Regions from separate parts of the Homo sapiens genome. Here region 2 is linked to region 1. The links are chromatin loops, found by intact Hi-C in ENCODE. Cell type or tissue: mammary epithelial cell. All regions are shown on one strand.

Evidence for each region. Peaks named below come from ENCODE experiments on the same cell type or tissue, not always from the same donor. Only the 100,000 strongest peaks of a DNase experiment are listed, where the experiment ranks them.
Region 2: a loop joins it to region 1, with 3 times the contacts of the local background. A loop is called at or near these places in 16 of 110 quality-filtered maps.

The regions. Positions count from the first base shown.
Region 1 is chr12:122,186,575-122,194,574 of GRCh38, reverse strand. It overlaps LRRC43 (leucine rich repeat containing 43), which reads right to left. Exons shown (of 12, transcript NM_001098519.2): 4 at 6,735-6,874; 5 at 4,207-4,445; 6 at 3,008-3,195; 7 at 1,571-1,830. Among named protein-coding and RNA genes, the nearest start is that of LRRC43, 7.5 kb to the right of the region's middle. In mammary epithelial cell, a CTCF peak has its summit at 3,514 (motif pointing right); no DNase peak of the experiment used is centred here.
Region 2 is chr12:121,907,801-121,915,800 of GRCh38, reverse strand. The region is part of intron 4 of PSMD9 (proteasome 26S subunit, non-ATPase 9); the gene reads right to left. It also overlaps the pseudogene RNU7-170P. Among named protein-coding and RNA genes, the nearest start is that of CFAP251, 6.8 kb to the left of the region's middle. RefSeq lists a silencer at 3,974-4,130. In mammary epithelial cell, no CTCF peak of the experiment used is centred here; a DNase peak (open chromatin) is centred at 3,620; H3K27ac peaks cover 2,297 bases.

The sequences.
Region 1 (8,000 bases):
TTTTTTTTGAGACGGAGCTTCTTTCTTATTGCCCAGGGTGGAGTGGAATGGTGCAATCCTGGCTCACCGCAACCTCTGCCTCCTGGGTTCAAGCAATTCTCCTGCCCCAGCCTAAGTAGCTGGGATTACAGCTGGGATTAGTCACCACTCCTGGCTAATTTTTTGTATTTAGTAGAGATGGTGTTTCACCATGTTGGTCAGGCGGGTCTCGACCTCCTGAGGTGATCTGTCCACCTCAGCCTCCCAAAGTGCTGGGATTACAGGCATGAGCCACAACAGTAAATCAATTCTAAAGGAAGACATGAATTCATGGTTCCCCAGAAATGGTAACTAAGAAGGTTAACAAGCTTAAAAAAAAAAACAACTTTATATTTGTGCTCTCCTTTCTTCTCTGCAAGACATGGATTATATAAAGCAGTAATTATAACAATGTATTGTTGGGTCTGTAACATATTTATGTTTATAATAAAATTAATATTTATAACAATTACTCTACAATCTTCATAACAAAAGTAGCACAAAAAAGAGAGAAGGAATGGAGCTAGACTGGCAAGAAAGAACATGGTATACAGGATGGAAGATCCTTACAGCACTTTATGTGTGAGAATACATCTTAGATGGATTAAAATGTTAAACCAAAAAAGGTTTTCACACCCAAGGGCTGAAATGAAAAGGGCTATTAATTTATCATGTCTCGATCGACTCAAGAAATTCAGGCTGGGCGCGATGGCTGACGCCTGTAATCCCAGCACTTTGGGAGGCTGAGGCGGGCAGATCACTTGAGACCAGGAGCTCAAGACCAGCCTGGTCAACATGGTGAAACCCCATCTTTACTAAAACTATAAAAATTAGCTGGGCATGGTAGCACATGCCTGTAGTCCCAACTGTAGGCTGAGGCACAAGAATTGCTTGAATCCGGGAGATGGAGGATGCAGTAAGCTGAGATCGCACCACTGCACTCCAGCCTGGGTGACAGAGTGAGACTGTCCCCGCCAAAAAAGAAATTCAATCATTCCGAAAATCTTGGCTGGTCAGGGAAGTGGGACTCAGTTGTACTTTGAGTAGATGGTTAGAGTAGAAGGATTTAGCTAAGTTGAACCCTCCAGAGAAGAGGGCTGAACACGAAATCTAAATGCCGCCAGCACAGCTAACAGTCTAGTGGGCCTTTTTTTTTTTTTTTTTTTTTTTTTTTTATGAGACGGAGTCTCGCTCTGTCGCCGGGCTGGAGCGCAGTGGCACGATCTCGGCTCACTGCAAGCCCCGCCTCCTGGGTTCACGACATTCTCCTGCCTCAGCCTCCCGAGTAGCTGGGACTACAGGCGCCTGCCACCACGCCTGGCTAATTTTTTCGTATTTTTAGTAGAGACGGGGTTTCACCATGTTAGCCAGGATGGTCTCGATCTCCTGACCTCGTGATCCGCCCGCCTCTGCCTCCCAAAGTGCCGGGATTACAGACGTGAGCCACCGCGCCCCGCCAGCCTCAGGACTTTTAATGGAAGGTCGCAGTGTGGTCTAGGCTCGTGACCCTACTGCTCTGACCACTTGCCCTGGTTCAGATTTCCATCCTTACCCTGGGGACGGGCAGAGCCGGGGATCTATACGCAGCCTCAACTTGGCCAGCTCTTCTGCAGAGGCCCTCGGCATCTGCAAGATGGTCGAAGGCCCCGAGATGACAGACAGCTCCGACTCTCCTGACTCCTCCACCTCAGACTCCAGAGACCCTTCGACCTCTTCAGTAACCTCTTCAACAATGTCTTCGATGACGTCTTCCACGACCTCTTCAGGAGATTCCTCAACTAATAATTCTAAGCTGGGAGAGGGCTTGACGATCTGCAGGAAGAGACAGAAACTCGTCCAAGGCTGCCGTCTTCAGGATGTGCTCAGCTGATGCCGGGGGTGTCTGTAACACAGCTCCCGACATCTGGATGAGGTTCACGCATGAGCAGACACACCACGCTAGGAGGCAGGAAGGCGCTTAGAAACCCACTTTTGTCTTTTCTGAAAGACCTACATTAAGAGTAAAAGCAAGAACCACTTCTATGTGGGAGGAGGAGACAGGTTTCTCCTGGTTGGATGGTATCCTTGGGTTTTCTTCTGATGTGGAGGGAGATGGGAGGAGTTGTAGAAATTGCAGAATGGGGCTAGGCGCGGTGGCTCACGCCTGTAATCCCAGTACTTTGGGAGGCCGAGGCAGGCGGATCACGAGGTCAGGAGATCCAGGCCATCCTGGCTAACATGGTGAAACCCCATCTCTACTAAAAATACAAAAAATGAGCCAGGTATGGTGGCGCGAGCCTGTAATCCCAGCTACTCAGGAGGCTGAGGCAGGAGAATCACTTGAACCCAGAGGCAGAGGTTGCAGTCAGCCGAGATTGCGCCACTGCACTCCAGCCTGAGCGACAGAGCGAGACTCCATCACACACACACACAAAAAAGAAATAAATTGCAGAATGGGGCTGGGAACAAGGGGCTGACTTATGAAATGCCGGGTGGCTCTCTTGTTAGGCTCAGATTTTAAGGGGGCAAGGGGAGTGTGCATGGTTGAAAATTGCTCTAGCTGCAAGAAAGAGGCTGAGCTGAAGCCAGGTCCTTGCATGAATCACCAGATTCCACATTAAGAATCTTTCTTGGCCAGCGCGGTGGCTCACACCTGTAATCCCAGCACTTTGGGAGGCCGAGGATCACTTGAGCTCAGGAGTTCCAGACCAGCCTGGTCAACAAGGTGAAATCTCATCTCTACTAAAAATACAAAAATTAGCTGGGCCTAGTGGTGGGGACCTGTAATTCCAGCTACTGGGGATCTGAGGCAGGAGAATTGCTTGAACCCAGGAGGCAGAGGTTACAGTGAGCTGAGATTACGCCATCGCACTCCAGCCTGGGTGACAGAGCGAGACTCCTCCTCAATAAATAAATTAATTAATTAATTAAAAGGATTTTCCTGGGGCCCACAAAGCAGTTCAGCCTTCACAAGAGCCCCCCATACTCCTAGGGACAGACCAGGGCACACCTCGGCCAGGACGCCCGCGGACTCATTCATTTCGCCTTCTTCATCTTTCACAAAATCATAGGTCACGTAATAGTTGTAAGTGATGAAAGGGCCTTCGGGCCTGGGTTCCGGGTCTAAGACAGAGGTGTCCAGGACTCCTCTGATGTTTCCGATGGTCACCACAAACTGCGCCTCCTGTGCCAAGAGATCTGCAGGGAGGAATGGGCAGGACAGGGGGGCCCATGGAATGGAAGTTGGCAGATAGAAAGCAAGAGGGCTGGGAAGGCACGGGTCCCTAGATTCTCTCCAGCACTCAGGGCTGAGCCTTGGTGGGGCGGTCAGGTTCATGTCACAGCTCTGGCAAGCTGGCCTGGAGTGATCCAGGTGTCATTATACCCCTCTTCAGCCTTGTTTTCCTGATCTGTATATGGGAGTGATAAGGGCTACTCTGCAGGTCACCTTAGCATTATCTAGCACGTCACAGTGACCTGGAGAAGCCTCCGGTGCACCTTGCGGCATGAACCACAAGGGGGTGATCTCAAGCCACCAGGGAGGTGAAGAAGCTGATTGAAATAACTGTCCCAAGTCCCCACAGGTTGTTTTGACTTTTTATTTTTTTTAGAGACGGGGTCTCGCTCTGTCGCCAGGCTAGAGTGCAGTGGTGAGATGATAGCTCACTGCAGCCTCCACCTCCTGGGCTCAAGTGATCCTCCCACACCACCTTTTTTTTTTTTGTCTTGCTCTGTCACCTAGGCTAGAGTACACTGGTGTCATCTCGGCTCACTGCAGCCTCCACCTCCCGGGTTCAAAAGATTCTCGTGCCTCAGCCTCCTGAGTAGCTGGGATTACAGGCACTTGCCACCATGCCTGGCTAATTTTTGTATTTTTAGTACAGACGAGGTTTCACCATGTTGGCCAGGCTGGTCTCAAACTCCTGACTTCAAGCGATCTGTCTGCTTCAGCCTCCCAAAATGCTGGGATTACAGGCGTTAGCCACCGCGCCCGGCCTCCCCCTATCACTTCTGTCTCCAAATCCCAATCACAGGAATCAAAGCCTGGTGGAAAGCTCTGACCCAGAAGAGAGGCTATACCTGAATAGGGTCTGGGTCAAATGGGGAGTTGCAGGACAGACGGGTACACGGACCCAGGAGGGCGGGGCACAGCCAGGCGCAGGCTGGGGTGTCACATGCCACCCCCTCCCTGCATGCCAGTACCCTCACCGCCATTGAGGCTGAGCCCCCGGAAGAGATGCTTCTCATTGGGAGACACGGTGATGTCGTCCAGCACGCAGAGCTGGGCCAGGCTGTCGATGGTGAGGCCGCGGTAGTAGGGCACCAAGGCCAGTGGGTTTCCCTGCAGCACCAGGAGTCGCAGGTGCCGGAGGGTCCTCAGGCTGGTGACCATGCTCTGCAGGTCTGTCAGGTCGTTGAAGCCCAGGTCCAGGGAGACGAGGTTGGGCCTGGAAGGTGAGCAGGACCGTCTGGGGGTCAAGAAGCCAGGTGAGCAGGGGGCAAGCAGCCTGTGGCCAAAACGGACGGGGAGCCTGGGGCTAAGGATTCTGCCCATCCACGGCCTGCACCCCTGTCCTACCCTTGACCCAAGTTAACCCCGGGTCGGGAACGAGTGCCTGGCTCTTCATCTCCACTCTCCGTAGCACTGCCACCCTCACAGTTGGAGTCACAGAGACGCCCCCACCGACCTCCCTTCACGGGGCTCCTCTCTTCTTGGCCAAACCTCTCAGTAGCTTCCACAGAGCCTCGCGCACTGCGTGCGTCTAGGAGGCTCTGCACAAATAGTACAGGCAGACTGGACGGCACAGCAGGGGACAGCCACCGTGGGGGAGTTGTGGACAGGGCAGGAGTGGACAGGGCAGGAGTGGGGTTGATGCTGGGGAGTGGGAGGAGGGAGCCAGAGGCTGGAGGGCTGGGCGGTCTAGAAGCAGGAGATGGCTTCTCAAAGCCAGACTGGGGCGGGACCCCAGGAGGAAAGGGGCCTGGGAGGGGCCTGCAAAGAGCACGGGCCAAGGCCTGTGGCCAGACCAAGACACAGGGCAGGGGCAGGGTGACTTTCCTGCTGCCACAAACTAGAAAGCAAATTGATCTCGGCTCTGAGAACAGAAGAAAAACACAAGCGGCCGCTGTCAGCACAGCATCTCCCAATCCCAGCCTCACTCTTCCCCTAAGAGCAGAAGAGAAGGGGAGGAAGAGGAAACCAGGGTCAGAGAGGGGGCTTCCCTTCCCTGCTGCGTCCGCCCGCTCCAGGCATGTAGAGGGTTGGACCCCCCAAGGGCATGCCCTCCAGGTTCCTCGGGGGAAGGAGAGAGGGGAGGTGGTTCTACCCCTTCCATCCTTGCTGGGCTGCTGAAGTCCTGGGACTTCTCACAGCATGTTTTGCAAAGCCTTCCTCTCCCAGCTTCCTTTGATGGCTTTTTCTGGGTGGTCTCTGATCCCCTCCTACCCCTCAGGTCCAGGATGTTAAGTTTTCTACCGCTCACCCACTGAGGAGATCAAGTTGAATATCAACTGGGAGCTGAACCATCTGCAGGCTCCTAATGAGCCTGAACCTTCAATAGCGATGGAGCGGCTGGCGCTAGGGCTTGGTTCCAGGGTGGTGGTTCTCAGCTTGGGGGGATTTTGCTGCTCAGGGGACATCAGGCTCAGACAAAAACTGTCTGGAGACATTTTTGTTTGTCACAACTAATGGGGAAGTGCTCCTGGCATCTGCGGGTGCAGGCCAGGTATGCTGCTCAATATCCCACCATGCCCAGGACAGCCCCACATCAAAGGGTGATGGGGTTCCGATGCCAACGAGCCCAAGGTGAGCAACCCTCCTCTAAAATACGGCACCAGGCCAAGTGCGGTGGCTCACGCCTGTAATCCCAGCACTTTGGGAGGCCAAAGTAAGTGGATCACTTGAGGTCAGGAGTTCGAGACCATCCTGGCCAACATGGTGAAACCCCGTCTCTACTAAAAATACAAAAATTAGCCAGGTGTGGTGGTGGGTGCCTGTAATACCCGCTACTTGGGAGGCTGAGGCAGGAGAATTGCTTGACCCTGGGAGGTGGAGGTTGCAGTGAGCCGAGATCACGCACAGCACTCTAGCCTGGGCAACAGAGTGAAACTCCATCTCAAAAAAAAATTAAAATAAAAAATTAAAATAAAAAAATTAAAATAAAAAAATTAGGCCGGGCACAGTGGCTCACGCCTGTAATCCCAGCACTTTGGGAGGCCGAGACGGGCGGATCACGAGGTCAGGAGATGGAGACCATCCTGGCTAACACAGTGAAACCCCGTCTCTACTAAAAATACAAAATAATTAGCCGGGCATGGTGGCGGGTGCCTGTAGTCCCAGCTACTCGGGAGGCTGAGGCAGGAGAATGGCGTGAACCCGGCAGGCGGAGCTTGCAATGAGCAGAGATGGCGCCAATGCGCTCCAGCCTGGGCGACAAAGCGAGATGCTGTCTCAAAAAAATAAAAAAATAAGATAAAAAAATTAAAAAATTAAAATACGGCACCAAAGCAAAGGCTCTGACTCACACCTACTACCTCTTGTTCTCCTTCCCCGGGCTTTTTGTTTACAAAATCCCACTGAAGGGGGATTCAGAGAAATAAACCATAAGTCTGGATTTAGCAGCCAACTGGGAGTTACAAAAAAGACCAAAGCTGAGTTCTCAAGCCACTGGGGTAGAATCGCCCCAACCTGATACTTAATCCCTCCCTCTCACTTTCCATCTGGGCTCCCGAGTTACCAGTGATTAGCGGTGACGTAGAGACTTTCCAAGGGGCCTAGAAGTTTGTTGTGGCCTAACCCCAAGTGCTGCAGGCCGGCGGGTGGGTGGGCACACAGACACTCCATGCTGCTGATCTCATTGCCGTAGAGCTCCAGCACCTGGGAGACCACACGGAAGGCCCGGGACGATGGGGCCCCAAGTCAGCGCTGAGGATCAGGCCCCTCCCCTCTGTCCCGCAAAACTTAGTAGAGGAATCACAAACTACTCACACCTGGCCTCCCTGGCACCACCCCGACTCCCTTTTAAAAACCCAGGAAGAAAAGATTCCTGCAGCAGGTCTTGGGAAGTTTCTTTTCCTTTTGTGAAAGACACTTCAACATCTGGAATGGGGGGTGATGCTGGATTGGCAGTGGGGGAGCTGCATAACATCTGGCACCTTCTCAACCCATAGGAATGCGTCTCTGGGAGGCCAAAAGGGCTCCTAGATGGATAAGGAATAAATCCAAAGCTAACCTTCCTTGCTTGTAGTTCTTATCCACGGCCTCACCCACCTTTTTTTGTTGTTGTTTGCTTGTTGGTTTGGGTTTTTTTAATTTTTATTTATTTATTGTTTATTTATTATTATTTTGAGGTGGAGTCTCGCTCTGTTGCCCAGGCTGGAGTGCAGTGGCACAATCTTGGCTCACTGCAACCTCCGCCTCCTGGGTTCAAGCGATTCTCCTGCCTCAGCCTCCTGAGTAGCTGCTATTACAGGCACCAGCCACGACGCCTGGCTAATTTTTGTATTTTTGTAGAGGGGATATTCCTATGTTGCCCAGGCTGGTTTTGAATTCCTGAGAACAGGCAATCTGCCCACCTCAGCCTCCCAGAGTGCTGGGATTCAGGCCTACTTCATTCCTTTCTATGAGTGAATAGCATTCTATTGAATGGATAGACCACTTTGAGATGGAGTCACTCTGTCGCCCAGACTGGAGTGCAGTGGCACAGTCTCGGCTCACTGCAACCCTTGCCTCCTGGGTTCAAGCAATTCTCCTGTCTCAGCCTCCCAAGCAGCTGGGACTACAGGCGCATGCCACCACACCCGGCTAATTTTTGTATTTTTAGTAGAGATGGGGTTTCGCCATGTTGGCCAGGCTGGTCTCAAACTCCTGACCTCAGGTGATCCACCTGCCTCGGCCTCCCAAAGTGCTGGGATTACAGGTGTGAGCCACCGCGCCTGGCCTGTCCACATTTTTTTGTTTATCCATTCATCTGTTTATAGACCCTTGAGTTGTGTCCACCCTT
Region 2 (8,000 bases), 280 kb after region 1:
GGCTAAAATGCTGAGATCCCATTTTTTGCCTATCAAATTGGTAAAGATTTACATTTGCAGCATAATCCTGTGGTTGGCGAGAGGGTGGGGAACGTGGCACTGCACTCTCAGGGCAGCCAGGGTGCTGACCTCAGTACCATCTTCCTCAAAAAACACGTGTCCCACCACCAACGATCTTTAAAAGGTACATCCAAGGTACATAGTACACAATTGCAAGATGACATACAAATTACAAGACATACAAATGCCTGTAATCCCAGCACTCTACAAAAAGTATAAAAATTAGCGAGACATACAAATGAAATGTTCATTCCAGGACTGTGTAGAAATTCAAAAACTGAAAACACCAGAAATGTCCATCAATAGGTATTGTTCAAATACAGTACAGAGAATGAAGGGTTTTAGTCAAAACAAACCAAAACCCCACCAAAGTATGAACCTATTTGATAATATTTTCTTTCTTTTTTTTTTTTTTTGAGACACAGTCTCACTCTGTCACCCAGGCTGGAGTGCAGTGGCACAATCTTGGCTCACTGCAACCTCTGCTTCCCAGGTTCTAGCAATTCTCATGCCCCAGCCTCCTGAGTAGCTGGGACTACAGGTGCCCGCCACCACACCCGCCTAATTTTAGTATTTTTAGTAGAGACAGGGTTTCGCCATGTTGGCCAGGCTGGTCTCAGAACTCCTGATCTCAGGTGATCCACCCACCTCAGCCTCCCAAAGTGCTGGGATTACAGGTGTGAGCCACCGTGCCCGGCCGATAATATTTTCTAAAAGGACACCTGTGTTGCTCTAGTGTGCGAAGTTTTCTGGAAGAACATGGAAAAACTTGTTAAGAGTGGTTACTTCCAGAGAGGACTAGTCCTTTGGAAAAAGAAGATGTTTACTTTTATATATTTCCATATCATTAATTTTTTAACCATGCGTATGTATTGCTTTATTTTTCTGAGACAGAGTCTTGCTCTGTTGCCCAGGCTGGAGTGTAGTGGTGCAATCTCAGCTCACCGCAACCTCAGCCTCCTAGGTTCAAGCAATTCTCGTGCCTCAGCCTCCTGAGTAGCTGGGACTACAGGCATGCAGCACCATGCTCAGCTAATGTTTCTGTATATTTAGTAGAGACAGGGTTTCACCATACTGGCCAGCCTGGTCTCAAACTCCTGGGCTCAAGTGATCTGCCCACCTCAGCATCCCAAAGTGCTGGGATTTTGGGCATGTGCCACCACACCTGGCATGTATGTATTACTTTCTTTTTTTTGAGATGGGTTCTCTGTCGCGCAGGCTGGAGTACAGTGGCACAATCTCGGCTCACTGCAACCTCCGCCTCCCCGGTTCAAGCAATTCTCCTGCCTCAGCCTCCTGAGCAACTGGGATTACAGGCACGTGCCACCATGCCCAGATAATTTTTGTATTTTTAATAGAGATGGGGTTTCGCCATGTTGGCCAGGCTGGTCTTGAACTCCTGATCTCAGGTGATCCACCCACCTCAGCCTCCCAAAGTGCTGGGATTACAGGCATGAGCCACCACACCCAGCCTGTATATAGTACTTTAATTTAAAAAATTAAAATTAAAGCAGGGGGAGTACATACCAAAAAAATTACAAATTAAAATACGATATCCAGGCACGGTGGCTCACGCCAGTAATCCCAGCACTTTGGGAGGCAGGAAGATCACTTGAGCCCAGGAGTTGAAGACCAGGCTGGGCATGGTGAAACCCTGACTCTACAAAAAGTATAAAAATTAGCGAGGCATGGTGGTGTGCACCTATAGTCCCAGCTACTCGGGAGGCTGAGGCAGGAGGATTGCTCAAGGGAGGTCAAGGCTGCAGTGAGCTGTGACTGCACCACTGCACTCCAGCCTGGGCAACAGAGTGAGACCCTGTCTCAAAAAAATAAAAATAAATAAATAAAACAAGATGCCATCAAAATCTAAAACTTCTATGTATCAAATGACACTATTAACAGAGTGAAAAGGCAACCCACATGATAGGAGAAAATACATACATGCTGGGTACGGTGGCTCATGCCTGTAATCCCAACACATTCAGAGGCCCAGGCAGGAGGACTGCCTCAGCTCAAAAGTTCAAGACCAGCCCGGCAACAAAGAGAGATCTCGTCTTTACAAAAAACATATATTTTTTTTAATTAGCCAGGCTTGATGACGCACATCTGTAGTCCCAGCTACTTGGGAGGCTGAGGTGGGAGGATCACTTGAGCCCAGAAGCTCAAGGCTGCAGTGAGCCATGAATGTGCCACTGCACTCCAGCCTGGGTGACAGAGTGAGATTCTGTCTTAAAAAAAAAAAAAAAAGAAAAAAGAAAATACATGCAAATCATATATCTAATAAGGATTTAACATCCAGAACATATAAAGAACTCCTATACCTCAACATCAACAAAAAAATCTGATTAGAATATGAGCAAAGGGCTGGGTGTGGTGGCTCACGCCTGTAATCCCAACACTTTGGGAGGCCAAGGCAGGCGGATCATGAGGTCAGGAGATCAAGACCATCCTGGCTAACACGGTGAAACCCCGTCTCTACTAAAAATACAAAAAAAAAGGCCAGGCGCGGTGGCTCACGCCTGTAATCCCAGCACTTTGGGAGGCCAAGGTGGGCAGATCACAAAGTCAGGAGATTGACACCATCGTGGCTAACACAGTGAAACCCTATCTCTACTAAAAATACACACACAAAAAAAATTAGCCAGGCTTGGTGGTGGACGCCTGTAGTCCCAGCTACTCGGGAGGCTGAGGCAGGAGAATGGCGTCAACCCAGGAGGCGGAGTTTGCAGTGAGCCGAGATTGTGCCACTGCACTCCAGCCTGGGTGACAGAGCGAGACTCCGTCTCAAAAAAAAAAAAAAAGAAAAGAAAAGAAAATGAGCAAAGGACTTGAATAGACCTTTCTTTTTCTTTCTTTTTTTTTTTTTTTTTTTGAGACAGGGTTTCACTCCTGTTGCCCAGGCTGGAGTGTAGTGATGCAATCCCTTAGCTCACTGCAACCTCTGCCTCCTGGGCTCAAGCGATTCTCCTGCCTCAGCCTCCTGAGTAGCTGTGACTACAGGCACAATCCTCCACACCTGGCTAATTTTTGTATTTTTTTCCAGAGACAGGTTTCACCATGATCCCCAGGCTGGTCTCAAACTCCTGAGCTCGAGTGATCCGCCCGCCTCAGCCTCCCAAAGCACTGGGATTACAGGCATGAGACACAGCGCCCAGCCTAAATAGACATTTCTTCAAAGAAGATATACAAATGATCAAAAAGCACAGGAAAAGATGCTCCATGTCACTAATCATAAGAGAAATGAAAATCAAAACCACAATGAGATTCTACCACACACTGATTATGAAACAGAAAACAAGTGCTGGCGAGGAAGCGGGGAAAATGGAGCCCTGTGCACCACTGGTGGGAATGTGAAACGGTGCACGGCAGTGGAAAACAGTAATGGAGGGTCCTCCAAAACCTAAACAAAGCGCCGGGCACGGTGGCTCACGCCTATAATAGCAGCACTTTGGGAGGCCAAGACGGGTGGGATCGCTTGAGCCCAGGAATTCAAGACCAGCCTGGGCAACACGGCAAAACCACAAAATGCAAAAATTAGCTGGGCATGGTGGCACATGCCTGTAGTCCCAGCTACTCTCAAGGCTGAGGTGGGAGGATTGCTTGAGCCTGGGAAGTCCAGATTGCAGTGAGCCAAGATCACACCACTGCACTCCAGCCTTGGCAACAGAGAACCTGTCTCAAAATAAATAAATAAATAAATAAATAAATAAATAAATAAATAAATAAATAAATAAGCAAGCTCATTCCAGAAACCTGGAAGTCATCTTTGACATTTTAAAATGTTCATAGGCCAGGTGTGGTGGTTCACGCCTGCAATCCCAGCACTTTGGGAGGCCAAGGCAGGTGGATTACTTGAGGTCAGGAGTTCGAGGCGAGCCTGGTCAACATGGTGAAACCCAGTCTCTACTAAAAATACAAAAATTAGCTGGGAGTGGTGGTGGGTGCCTGTAATCCCAGCTACTCAGGAGGCTAAGACAGGAGAATCACTAACCTGGGAGGCGGAGGTTGCAGTGAGCTGAGATTGCACCACTGCACTCCAGCCTGGGTGAGAGCAAGACTCCATCTCAAAAAAAAAAAAAAAGTTCATATATTGAAGTTAAAAAAAATTTTAGAAACTTTAAACATAGAATGACCACATGATGCAGCAATTAAATTTCTGGGCATATATACAAAGAAATGAAAGCAGAGATTTGAACAGATATTGCTACAACCATGTTCAAAGCAGCATTGTTCACAACAAAAAGGTGGAAGCAATCCTAGTGTCCATTGACTAATGAATGGATAAAAATAATGTGGTGTATACATACAGTCGAATATTATACAGCCTTTAAAAGGAAGGAAATTCTGACACATGCTGTAACATGGATGAACCTTGAGGACATTATGCTAAGTGAAATAAGCCAGACAAAAACTATACAGTGTCCTGTAATCCCAGCACTTTGGGAGGCAGAGGCAGGCAGATCATCTGAGATAAGGAGTTTAAGACCAGCCTGGCCAACATGGCAAAACCCCATCTCTACTAAAAATACAAAAATTAGCCATGCCTGGTGGCATACGCCTGTAGTCCCAGCTACTCAGGAGGCTGAGATAGAAGAATGGCTCAAACCTGGGAGGTGGAGGGTGCAGTGAGTGGAGATTGAGCCACTGCACTCCAGCCTGGGCAACAGAGCGAGACACCATCTCAAAAACAAAACAAAACAAAACAAAAAAACTACACAGTATGTAAGATTTCACCTAGATGAGGTCCCTGGAGTAGTCAAATTCATAGAGACAGAAAGTAGGATGGTGGGTGCCAGGGCCTGCGGAAAGTGGGAATGGAGAGTTAGTGTTTAATGGAGATTTGGGTTTCAGTTTAGGAGGGTGAAAAAGTTTTGGAGATGGGAGATGGGTAGGGGTGATATTTGCAAAATAATGTGAATGTACTTAATGCCACTAAAGTGTAGATTTTTTAATGGTTAAAATGGTAATTTTTTTTTTTTTGAGACAAAGTTTCACTCTTGTCACCCAGGCCAGAGTGCAGTGGCGTGATCTCGGCTCACTGCAACCTCTGCCTCCCGGGTTCAGGCAATTCTCCTGCCTCAGCCTCCAGAGTAACTGGGATTACAGGCGCCCACCACGACGCCCGGCTAATTTTGTATTTTTAGTAGAGATAGGGTTTCACCACGCTGGCAGGCTGGTCTCCAGCTCCTGACCTCAGGTGATCCGCCCACCTTGGCCTCCCAAAGTGCTGGGATTATAGGCGTGAGCCACCGCGCCCGGCCTAAAATGGTAATTTTTATATTATGTATATTTACCACAAAAAAATAAATATGTCAGGTCTATCAATGGAATCTCTAAATCTAAGAAAATACAGCATAGGCCGGGCATGGTAGCTCACACCTGTAATCCCAGCACCTTGGGAGGCCAAGGCAGGCGGATCATGAGGTCAAGAGATAGAGACCATCCTGGCCAACATAGTGAAAACCCATCTCTACTAAAAATACAAACATTAGCTGGGCATGGTGGCAGGCACCTGTAGTCCCAGCTACTTGGGAGGCTGAGGCAGGAGAATCGCTTGAACCTGGGAGGCGGAGGCTGCAGTGAGCTGAGATCATGCCGCTGCACTCCAGCCTGGCTATAGAGCGAGACTCCATCTCAAAAAAAAAAAAAAAAAAAAAGTCATTTCCTACCAGATTGTCAAAGAATATCTATGTTATTGCCAAAGACTGTAACATAGTTGGGAAAGCTAGAAACAGACGCACTCACAGGTGCTACTTGAGAGAAGGTGCACTGGCACAAGCTTCTTGGAGGACACCTTGACAAGATCTATGAAGGGTAAATGTGCACTGCCTTTAACTCAGTAATGACACATCTAGCAACATGGCAGAAATTCTCCCACAGGCAAGGACACTCGCTACACCACTGTTTGTTACGGCCAAACACTGGAAACAACCTAAATGTCGAACATGGGAGGCTGGCTAAGTAAAAGATGGTGAACCGACCAATGGAACATGGTGGGATCATTCAAAGGAATGAAGATACAAATGTGCCGACAAGGAATTCCCTTCGAAGTGGGCGGAAATGCAGAGTAACATGTACATTAGGCCTTTTCTGTGTCATCTTTGTCAAAAAGCAATCACAGCCAGGCGTGGTGGCTCATGCTTAATAATCTGAATGTTTTGAGGGGCTGAGGCTGGAGGCTCACTTGAGCCCAGGAGTTCTAGACCGGCCTAGGCAACATAGCAAGACCCTGTCTCTACAAAAAATGAAAAAAAAAAAAATTAGCCAGGTGTGGTGGTGCACACCTGTAGTCCCAGCTACCTGGGAGGCCAAGGCAGGAGGACTGCTCAAGCCCTGGAGTTTGAGGCTGCAGTGAGCTATGATTGCACCACTGCACTCCAGCCTGGGCAGCAGAGCGAGAGACCCTGTCCTAAAAAAAAAAAAAAAGGCAGTGGCTGTAGACGCATGCACCCACGTGTGGAAACTGTGTGAGGGACACACTTGTGTGCTTCCAGTTCTATAAATGACAGCCCTGGGCAGGCTGGAAACCTGGAGGCCTCCTTGACACACTCCATCAGGTTAAGGCCCATGGATTTTACACCCTAAATGTCTCTTTGATTGACCCCTTCCTCCACCCCATTTGTCACAGCCACCATCCTCTCTTGACTGACTGCTACAGCTCTGTCACCCTCCAATCTGTTCTCTACCTAACATCCAGAGAAGGCTTCTTACCCCTGTCACACCCCAATCTGGAACTGTGCGGTGGCTCCCTTCTGCACCTCAGGAAAAAAACAGCACAATCTTTACTAAGGACCACAGGCCTGACCTTAACACCTCCTGGCCTCACCTCCTCCCCTTCTCTCCATTCTGCTCTGGGCTCCACCCTCCTTTGAGTTCTTTGATCCTCCCACCCCAGGGCCTATGAACCTGCTTTGAAGGCTTTTCTCCCTGCCAGCTTCCCCTCGACCAGAGAAACTTCTATACACATCTGAAGGTCACTTCCTGAGGAACACTCCTTCAATCCCAAACCAAATCAGGGCCCCATGATTTACTCTCTGAGCTTCTTAACACTCTTCCTTCATAACACTTATCAGTGTGTATCATTATACAGCTGAGATTATTTGATTAAGGCCTGGCTCCCCCACCAAAGTGCTCCCAAGGCAAGGACCCTGTTTGTTTCGTTCCCCGTTACAGCCCCAGTACCTCGCCCAGGACCCAGCATGTGCAGCGGAAGAGGCACTAAGGAAGGGAGAGACACAGGACTTTTTAAAAAATTATTTTGGGGCCAGGCACAGTGGCTCACGCCTATAATCTCAGCACTTTGGGAGGCCGAAGCGGGCAGATCATCTGAGGTCAGGAATTAAGAGACCAGCCTGACCAACATGGAGAAACTCCATCTCTACTAAAAATACAAAATTAGCCGGGCTTGGTGGTGCATGCCTGTAATCCCAGCTACTCAGGAGGCTGAGGCAGGAGAATTGCTTGAACCCGGGAGGCGGAGGTTGCAGTGAGCCAAGATCGCGCCACTGCACTCCAGCCTGGGCAACAAGAGCGACAACTCTGTCTCAAAAAAAAAAAAAAATTTATTTTTGAGGGGAGAGGGTGTTTCCAGCGATGACCAGAAAACCTGGTAGACAAATTCTTAGAGCTATAACACTAGGACTTTTGTTTGTAAATACAATTGCACTATGTGATTTTAAGGATAAATATGTATTTTATTTATTTGAGACAGGGTTTCACTCTGTCATCCAGGCTGGAGTGCAGTGGTGTGACCTTGGCTTACTGCACCCTTGAACTCCTAGGGTCAAGTGATCCTCCTGCCTCAGCCTCCAGAGCAGCTTGGCCACATGCCACTATGCTTGGCCAATTTCTTAAAAAATATTTTGGAGAGACACAGTCTCACAATATTGCCCAGGCTGGTCTCAAACTCCTGGCCTCAAGTGATCCTCCTGCCTTGGCCT